Regions from separate parts of the Homo sapiens genome. Here region 1 is linked to region 2. A link is an interaction called in ENCODE POLR2A ChIA-PET data of the cell type or tissue named here. Cell type or tissue: PC-9. All regions are shown on one strand. Region 1 holds the start of SNORA80D (small nucleolar RNA, H/ACA box 80D). Region 2 has its middle 9.6 kb from the start of USP42.

What was found. ChIA-PET counts read pairs that join two places held together with the same protein. Peaks named below come from ENCODE experiments on the same cell type or tissue, not always from the same donor. Only the 100,000 strongest peaks of a DNase experiment are listed, where the experiment ranks them.
Region 1: POLR2A ChIA-PET joins it to region 2 with 8 read pairs; 29 of 35 experiments call an interaction of 5 or more read pairs at or near these places.

What each region holds. Positions count from the first base shown.
Region 1 is chr7:6,013,095-6,018,094 of GRCh38, forward strand. It overlaps AIMP2 (aminoacyl tRNA synthetase complex interacting multifunctional protein 2), which reads left to right. Exons shown (of 4, transcript NM_006303.4): 2 at 2,052-2,258; 3 at 4,720-4,951. It overlaps SNORA80D (small nucleolar RNA, H/ACA box 80D), which reads left to right and starts at 3,783; the gene lies at 3,783-3,917. RefSeq lists an enhancer at 2,732-2,831. In PC-9, no CTCF peak of the experiment used is centred here; no DNase peak of the experiment used is centred here; H3K27ac peaks cover 2,162 bases.
Region 2 is chr7:6,092,813-6,097,812 of GRCh38, forward strand. It overlaps a transcript of USP42 not described here. Among named protein-coding and RNA genes, the nearest start is that of USP42, 9.6 kb to the right of the region's middle. In PC-9, no CTCF peak of the experiment used is centred here; no DNase peak of the experiment used is centred here; H3K27me3 peaks cover 376 bases.

The DNA.
Region 1 (5,000 bases), 80 kb before region 2:
TCGGACAGTGTGGCTAGAGCACAGGCAAAGGACGAAATTGGGTGAGGTAAGGTAGCCAGAGGCCAAATGATACAAAATGTCTGTGAAGCCATGTTAAATGTTTGACATTTTATCCTAAGCACCTAGCAGGTTAGCAAGGGGGAGACATTGACAATATCTGATTTTTTTTTTTTTTTTTTTTTTTTTGGAAACAGTCTCACTCTGCCGCCTAGGCTGGAGTGCAGTGGTGTGATCTCTGCTCACTGCAACCTCCGCCTCCCGGGTTCAAGCGATTCTCCTGCCTCAGCCTCCTGAATAGCTGGTATTACAGGCACCCACACCACACCTGGCTAATTTTTGTACTTTTAGTAGAGACGGGGTTTCACCATGTTGGCCAGGCTGGTCTCGAACTCCTGACCTCAGGTGATCTGCCCCTCTCGGCCTCCCAAAGTGCTAGGATTATAGGCATCAGTCAGCGCGCCCAGCCTTGAGTTTCTTTTTAAGTCTTTCCAGCTGCCATCTTAAAGGATGGTTTGCAGGGGTGGACTAGAATGGGTGCGAGGTGGAATAGGCTAGGTGAAGAATGGTGGCCTGGCCACGTGTGGTGGCTCACGGCTGTCTTCCCAGCACTTTGGGACCTGAGGTGGGAGGATGGCTTGAGGACAGGAGTTTGAGACCAGCCTGAGCAACATAGCGCAGTTCTTTGTCTCTACAAAAAAATTTAAAAATTAGCCAGGCTTGGTGGCACACACTTGTAGTCCCAGGCACTCAGGAGACTAAGGCAGGAGGATCACTTGAGCCCAGGAAGTCAAGGCTGCAGTGGGCCATGATCACACCCCTGCACTCCAGCCTGGGCAATAGAGTGAGACCCTGTCTCCAGGACAAAAAAAAAAAGACAAGAAAATGATTTGTGGAATTGATTACTTGGCCCCATGGACGTGCTTCCAAGCTAAAATAAAGTGTTTCAACCTGTGTTCCCTTTTCCCTATTTGTATAAATTACTCAGTTACATTCTCATTGCTACTTATTTAAGCAAAGTATTCTTAGTTTGTTAAGAACAAAGAACTACAAATTGTGTTCATTTTCTATCCTTCCCTGTTGTTAAGACTAAATTACCTGAAATAGGAACCATACAATTTCAGAGTGGCTTTTAGCCACAACTTTTATTTGTTGAAGCTTTTTTTTTTTTTTTTTTTTTTTTTGAGACGGTGTCTTGCTCTGTCGCCCAGGCTGGAGTTCAGTGGTGCGATCTTGGCTCACTGCAACCCCCGCCTCCCGGGTTCAAGCGATTCTCCTGCCTCAGCCTCCTGAGTAGCTGGGACTACAGGCATGCACTACCACACCTGGCTTATTTTTGTATTTTTAGTAGAAACAGGGTTTCACCATGTTGGCCAGGCTGGTCTCAAACTCTTGAAATCAGGTGATCCACCTGCCCTCAAGCCTCCCAAAGTGCTGGGATTACAGGTATGAGCCACCGCACCTGGCCTTGTTTTAAGCATTTGGGGATCAATTTGCAGGGACCTATTGGACTATGGGGAAAATGAGATGTTTCTGCTCCTGTATTTTAATGTCTTTTTCCTTTTTGTTTCTTTACTTTGTAATTAAGGCTTTGCAGACTTGCATCCCATAATGTCTTCTTTTATTTTTTTTTATTTTTATTTTTTGAGATGGAGTCTCACTCTGTCACCCAGGCTGGAGTGCAGTGGTGCCATCTCGGCTCACTGCAACCTCCACCTCCTGGGTTCAAGTGGTTCTCCTGCCTCACCCTCCCGAGTAGCTGGGATTACAGTTGCGTGCCACCATGCCAGGCTAATTTTTGTATTTCTAGTAGAGACGGGGTTTCACCATGTTGGCCAGGCTGGTCTTGAACTCCTGACGTCAGATGATCTGCCTACCTGGACCTCCCGAAGTGCTGGGATTACAGGCGTGAGCCACCACACCCAGCCCATAATGTCTTCTTTTAAAGGGTGGGAGGTTTGGTGAGTGCATGGCAAAGTAAGACAAGTGATCAAATTTAAACAACACTGGTCTGATGGGAGAGGAAATGAACATTTGGCTGTTGGTTTGTTTAGGAAGAGTCTAACCTGTCTCTGCAAGCTCTTGAGTCCCGCCAAGATGATATTTTAAAACGTCTGTATGAGTTGAAAGCTGCAGTTGATGGCCTCTCCAAGATGATTCAAACACCAGATGCAGACTTGGATGTAACCAACATAATCCAAGCGGATGAGCCCACGACTTTAACCACCAATGCGCTGGACTTGAATTCAGTGCTTGGGAAGGTAGGTTCGTTTTGAAAGCTGAAACGTTAGTAGGTACTGAGTGGTTAGTGCAGGGAAATTGTGCTGCTGTGATTAAAGCCTTAGCTTTCAGGCCGGGCGTGGTGGCTCACGCCTGTAATTCCAGCACTTTGGGAAGCCAAGGCGGGCAGATCATGAGGTCAGGAGATCGAGACCATCCTGGCCAACGTGGTGAAACCCCATTTCTACTAAAAATACAAAAAATTCGCCGGGCGTGGTGGCGGGCACCTGTAGTCCCAGCTACTCGGGAGGCTGAGGCAGGAGAATGGCATGAACCCGGGCAGCAGAGCTTGTGGTGAGCGGAGATCGCGCCACTACACTCCAGCCTGGGCGACAGAGCGAGACTCCGTCTCAAAACAAAAACAAAACTAGCTTTCTGGTTTTCAAAGGCAGAGCCAAGAGCATGTTCATATTTTTTTCTTCTCTAAATGAGTGTGCCTTTGCACAGAACAGAGTCCCAGGGCAGGAGTGAAGTCAAAACAAGCTCTAAAGCCTCCTCTTGACTTCTCAGAGCACGTAGAGGACAGGGAGGATCTGTAGGTAGAGAAGGAGTGGAAGAGAGTTACAGCCTCTGCCAGTCCGGGCATGGGTCCAGCAGCTTCTGAGCCCTGGAAGAACAGATCTCAGCTTGCTTGCTCAGTGTTCCCCAGAGGTTCAGCAGAGGCAGCCCGGACTCTCTCTGATCACAGGCCAACTTTCAGAACTGTGACTGCCCAAGTACAAAAATCCTACCCATCCTTTTGAAATGTACTGCTTAGGCCAGTCAGTCTCATATTTCAAATGCGTTTTGCTTGAACTCAGTTTGCTGTATTACAAGTAAGTTGCATCAGCCAGCTCTCATGATTGAAGTTTACAGGCTTCAGCTAATTTAGGGGAGAATCTGATATGCAAAGAAAGACCACCTCGTTTGTTAACCACAATGTGATATTTATTTGAGGATGCAAAAGGGTTTGTCCCAAGAATCCCTATCAATAGCCTCCTCTAGAATGGGTGATAGAATAGCACTACTTAAAGCCCTAAAAAATGCAAGCATTGTGGTGTCTCACCCAGGGCTGGGATATTTGGTAACCTCAGTACCTCTGCATTCATGTATTCCTTCCTCTGCTCCCTCATTCATTCAGTACTTGTTGGCATGCACTGAGGACTCAGATGAGGTGCAACCAGGCCCTCAGGGAGCCGGAGCCTAGCAGATGAGTTTTCGAGCATGCGCGGCTGAAATGACTGAGAAAAGACCCTGAGTCATTTCTCAGGGTGCTGGGGAGGTATCTCAGAGCATGTGGTGCTCAAGATGAATTTTGATACCTCAGAAGACCCAGCGTCAAGTAATACAATATGTTCAGGGAACTGCAAGGCATTCTGCCTAGGCCGACGTGTGGGATATTGGTCAGGAGTGGCAGGCGGGGTACAGAAAGCCAAGGAGTTTGGCCGTGAGTGTTCACATCAGTGCATTCATTATTACGAGTGAAAGCGTAGAATAAGAAAGTCTTTATCTAAAAAGGCTGTCATGCATGGGTTTGGATTATGACAGGCCCATCCCCCTGGACCTCTCATAGTGCCCCATGCCAGAGCAAACTGTGGCCCCGAACCATTGCCTGGCTTCTGTACCCGTGGGCCACTGGCACTGAAGAGGGTTACACAGTGGGAATAAACAAGGCTGTCAGTCTGAGCACTTCAGTTAACGCCTAGTATTTTAGCATCTCCCCATCCCTCATCATCAATGATATCTTGGGCCAACACCCCTTCTTAAGGGGTTCTTCATGGAAACATCTTAATGAACACAAATTGGCCGTGGTCAGCTGTTGGAAAGATTGAGTAGCTGGAATAACTGCAGGTTAAAAGGGACAAATAAAAGTGTCATTCCTAGGCCAGGCACCATGGCTCCCATCTGTAATCCCAGCATTTTGGGAGGCCAAGACGGACAGGTCATTTGAGGTCAGGAGTTCGAGAACAGCCTGGGCAACATGGCAAAACCCCATCTCTACTAAAAATTAAAAAAAAAAAAATTAGCTGGGCATGGTGACAGGCACCTGTAGTCCCAGCCACTTAGGAAGCTGAGGCAGGAGAATCGCTTGAACCTGTGGAGGCAGAGGTTGCAGTGAGCAGAGATCATCCACTGTACTCCAGCCTGTGTGACAGAGTGAGACTCTGTCTCAAAAAAAAAAAAAAAGTGTCATTCCTCATATGTTGTTTTATTTGACAGTAGAGTCAACTTTTTATTTGTTGGGGGTAAGGGGGTGGAGTCCGCTCATATCCCAGCTCCACTCCGTCCTGAGCGAGTGACCTTGGATAAGTTACTGGCTGCAACGTGGAGATGACGCTAGTGCCGTCTTCATGGAAGTGGCGGAGTCGGTTAGATAACCCTGGTTAGGTTCTTAGACTCGCGCCCGGCACAGTGGCACTCTCCGATGACTGTTATTCGTACATTGTCTTGGTCTTTCCCCAGGATTACGGGGCGCTGAAAGACATCGTGATCAACGCAAACCCGGCCTCCCCTCCCCTCTCCCTGCTTGTGCTGCACAGGCTGCTCTGTGAGCACTTCAGGGTCCTGTCCACGGTGCACACGCACTCCTCGGTCAAGAGCGTGCCTGAAAACCTTCTCAAGTGCTTTGGAGAACAGAATAAAAAACAGCCCCGCCAAGACTATCAGCTGGGATTCACTTTAATTTGGAAGAATGGTAAGTAGACGGGACTGAGTTCAACTTACACACAGCTGCCCCTTGAACA
Region 2 (5,000 bases):
AGATTAAATATATCCCTCCTTGAACACTTTCACACTTTAATGTCTTATGTTGGTGTGCAGGGAAGTGGTGTTAATCATCCATTAGGATAAACTTGGCTTAAGATAAATTAAAACAGCCTTTCATTTCATGAGAGTCTGAAGTAAGGTTCAGAGAACTTAACAGATAAATATAAGCTGGAGCTGGAATTTACATCTAGTGTGTCTGTTTCCAAACAGTGCTCTCTGTGACTGAGTCTCCGTGTGGGCTGCTGGGACAAGTCTATTGATTGGTGTCATCTGAGCACTCTGAGTAAACGGAAGGTACTCTTTCTTCCTTCCTTTCCTTTCCCTCCCTCTCTCCCTCCCTCCCTTCCCTTCCTTCCCTCCCTCTCTCCCTTCCTTCCTTCCCTTTCCTTCCTTTCTTCCTTCCTCCCTCCCTCCCTCTCTTCCTCCTTCCTTTCTTCCTTTCTTCCCTCCTTCCTTCTTTTCTTCTCTCTCTTTTTTTTTGCCTTGGGACCAAGTCTCACTCTGTTGCCCAGGCTGGAGTGCAGTGGCAGGATTTCAGCTCACTGCAACCTCCACCTCCCGAGTTCAAGTGATTCTCATGCCTCAGATTCCCGAGTAACTGGGACTACAGGCATGCACCACCATGCTCGGGTAACTTTTGTATTTTTTGATAGAAACCAAAACCATGTTGGCCAGGCTGGTCTCGAACTCCTGATCTCAAGCGATTCTCCCGCCTCAGCCTCTCAAAGTGCTGGGATTACAGGCATGTGCCTCTCTCTTTCTTTTCTCTTTTTTCTTTCTTTCACCTTGCTTCCCTCCTTCCCCCACCCCTCCCCTCTCCTTTCCTTACCTCTTTCTTCCTTTCTCTCTTTTTTTCTCTTCCTCTCCCTCTTTCTCTCCCCCTCCCTTCTTTACTTTTTTGTGGTAAAATATGGTAGGTACTTCTTTTGAATGTATTTTGTGACCAATCTATTTTTCACTGTTTATATATTTTCTTCTTTGTTTTTTTCATAGTGGTTGTAAAATCTATAAGAGTTAAAAGACCTTGTTCATGTTTGCTCTCAGGGTTTCAGAAAAAGGAGGATCAACTACAAGGTTATTTTGTTTTTTTAAGATGGAGTCTCACTCTGTCACCCAGGCTGGAGTGCATGGCGCGATGTGGGCTCACTGCAACCTCCACCTCCCGGGTTGAAGTGATTCTCCTTCCTCAGCCTCCTGAGTAGCTGGTGCGTGCCACCACACCCGGCTAATTTTTTTTGTATTTTTAGTAGAGACGGGGTTTCACCATGTTGGTCAGTCTGGTCTTGAACTCCTGACCTCGTGATCCACCTGCCTCAGCCTCCTGAAGTGCTGGGATTACAGGCATGAGCCACCATGCCCGGCCTGTTGTTTTTAAGACAGGGTCTTGCTTTGTCACCCAGGCTGGAGTGCCATCGTGCCATAATAGCTCACTGGACCCTTGACCTCCTGGGCTCAAGCGATCCTCCCACCTCAGCCTCCTTAGTAGCTGGGACTACAGGCATGCACCAGCACCTGGCTAATTTTTTATTTTTTGTAGAGTCAGGGTCTCCCTATATTGCCCAGGCTGGTCTTGAACTCTTAGCCTCAAGCGATCTTCCTTCCTCGGCCTCCTAAAGTGCTGGGATTACAGGCATGAGCCACTAAGCCCAGCCTGAGAGATTCTAAACACAACTCCATTCTGTTGTGGATGTAGAAGAACTCCAAAGGATGGAGTGGGTAGCGGTGGAATTAAGCTGGTGCTAGATGAGTCCTTGAGGATTATGTTTGCAGTAGTTCATTGTCACCTATGATGGTTCATCCAGTTTTTGCAGGGGTCAGACTGGTAAATTAAATGAGCAGATGATGGAGACACCAGCCTTGCATCCTTTAACCCTCTGAGCATGGCACTATTCTCTGCGATTTTCTCCCATCAACCTCCACCCTCAGCCCCACCAACTTACTCTTTTGGCCAGAGGGGGCAGTTTCAGGGCTTCCACTTGTTCCACTTGGCTTTTTTTTTTTTTTGGTCACCCAGGCTGGAGTACAGTGACGCAATCTCGGCTCATTGCAACCTCCGCCTCCCAGGTTCAAGCGATTCTCCTGCCTCAGCCTCCTGAGTAGCTGGGATTACAGGTGCTTGCCACCACATCTGGCTAATTTTTGTATTTTTAGTAGAGATGGAGTTTCGCCATGTTGGCCAGGCTGGTCTTGAACTCCTAACCTCAAGGGATCTGCCCGTCTGGGCCTCCCAAAGTGCTGGCATTATAGGTGTGAGCCACCGTGCCCAGCCCCACTTGGCTTTCTGTGCTACAATAGCTCTTAATGCTGTAAGTCAAGGAACCAGTTGCTAAGTATGACTATTTGAGTATCACATTTGGGAACCAGGGAATTGACCACTGTGGGCTCAGTGAACCCAGTGAGGGATGTGGGTCAGGACCAAAGGTATTAACTTGATCCCTTAGCAATAAGGGAACCCTGAGGGTGCTTTAGAGCTGCGTTAACTTGGACTCTGTAAGCAAAAGCCTGGAAATATCTGAGCAGACCCCTATTCCCCAGCATATAATTACGGAGTAAATTAAATGGCCAGAGGGGCCGGGTGTGGTGGCTCACGCCTGTAATCCCAGCACTTTGGCAGGTTGAGGCAGGCAGATCACGAAGTCAGGAGTTTGAGACCAGCCTCGCCAACATAGTGAAACCCCGTGTCTACTAAAAATACAAAAAATTAGCTGGGCGTGGTGGCAGGCACCTGTAATCCCAGCTACTTGGGAAGCTGAGGCAGGAGAATCACTTGAACCTGGGAGGCGGAGGTTGCAATGAGCTGAGATTGCGCCACTGCACTCCAGCCTGGGCAACAGTGCAAGACTCCGTCTAAAAAACAAAAAAAATGGCCAGAGGTCTCTTTGGGGCAGGACTTGGAAAATCCCTACTGTGTACACTTGCATGGGATCTGGCTTCTCCTTTACTGGATGGGTATTTCGATTTTTGTTTTTGAGACAGGGTCTCACTGTTACCCGGGCTGCAGTGGTGTGGTCACATCTCACTGCAGTCTACACCTCCCAGGCTCAAGCAATCCTCCTGCCTCAGCCTCCTGAGTAACTGGGACCACAGGTGCCACCATACTTGGCTTTTTTTTTTAATTTATTTTTTTGTAGAGACAGAGTCTTACTGTGCTCAGGTTGGTCTCGAATTCCTAGACTCAAATCATCCATCTGCCCCAGCTTCCCAAGCATTGGGATTCCAGGTCTGAGCCACCTCACCCAGCCTGGATGCATGTTTTGGAATTGAGAACTGGCTCAGGTGGGGGAATCTGGGCAGATGTTCGTGTTTTTCCACTGAGACAGCTAACCTCAGTCTTCTACACAACCAGGTTATTATAGACATATAGGTATACCTGGCCAGGCGTGGTGGCTCACGCCTGTAATCCCAGCACTTTGGGAGGCTGTGGTGGGCAGATCACTTGAGGCCAGCAGTTCGAGACCAGCTTATTACTTGGTGCCAGTAAGAACACTGGGAGTATTCTCCAAAGCAGAGTCTCCCCAAGGGAAAGTGACAGTAGGGTTTTATGGGGTGATGGAGAGGGGAGATGGGTGCATCATTGCATGGAGAGGAGGGATCCCAATGGTGCAGATGCAGTGAGTCATCCTGCCAGCCCATAGGTTGCATGTGATGGGAATGAAGCTATAACTTCTCACGGGATGGATACTTTAGCATGGTCATGCAGAGAGTTCACTCAGGTTCATCTGTACGTTGTTGGGGTCTGTCAGGAGCTGGTTTAAACTAACAAGGTGACTGCATTCCATCCAAGGTTTGGGGAAGAACAGGTGCAGAGCAGGAGGCTGTGAAACAGGCTGATTGCACAAGTTGATTAATCCCTGGAGATTAATCCCAAGTTCCTATAATCCCTGGAGATCCTCCTTGTCTGCTTACAATGATATATACTGTGCTTTTGTTGACAGCCTGTCTTGCCCTGTGTTTTATTAGCCATTGCCTTGGATCCCTGCAAGTCAGTGCCTCCCATCTGCTACTCTGGCTTGCTGCTCACTGTACCAATCATGCCCACCTTCTGCTGCGTAAGCACTGCTACCCAGTCTCTGACACTCCAGGATGCCATCATTTTCTTTCTTTCTTTCTTTTCTTTTTTTTTTTGAGACAGTCTTCCTCTGTCATCCATGCTGGAGTGCTGTGGCATGATCTTGGCTCCCGGGTTCAAGTGATTCTCTTGCCTCAGCCTCCCAAGTAGCTGTGACTACAGGCACATGCCACCATGCCTGGCTAATTTTGTATGTTTAGTAGAGACGGGCTGCTATCATCCTCTTTGCTACCAGACAGCCCAGTTCTGTAACAGCATCTCCTGTTATTAGCCCTGGCTTATACATGACAGCCACCTCGGGGTACCACTTTTCCAACACAGCTGATGCTGTCTCTGCCCTCCGTGGTCCTGGTAAAACGGTGTTTTCCAGGCCTTGTGATGGAATGTCACCAGCTGGTAGCATGCATTTTAGCATGTCCTCTTCCCTGAGAGTAGCACTCGCTTCCTCCAGTATCTGCCATGGAATTCATGGCATCTAAAATTAGGTCCCTGTGGGTCCTTTTTTTTTTTTTTTTTTTTTGGAGACAGGCTCATGCACTGTTGCCCTGAAGACAGAGCACAGGCTGAAGTGTGCCGTTGCATGATCATAGCTCACCGCAGCCTCCAATTCCTGGCCTCAAGTGATCCTCCCAGTTCAGTCTCCCAAAGTGTTGTGATTACAAGCATAAGCCACTGCGCCCAGCCATGTGGGTTATTTCTTTTTCTTTTCTTTTTTTTTTTCGAGACAGAGTCTTGCTCTGTCACCCAGGCTGGAGTGCAGTGGCACAATCTCAGCTCACTGCAAACTCCGCCTTCCGGGATCATGCCATTCTCCTGCCTCAGCCTCCCGAGTTGCTGTGACTACAGGCGGCCGCCACCATGCCCCGCTAATTTTTTGCATTTTTAGTAGAGGCGGGGTTTTACCATGTTAGCAAGGATGGTCTCG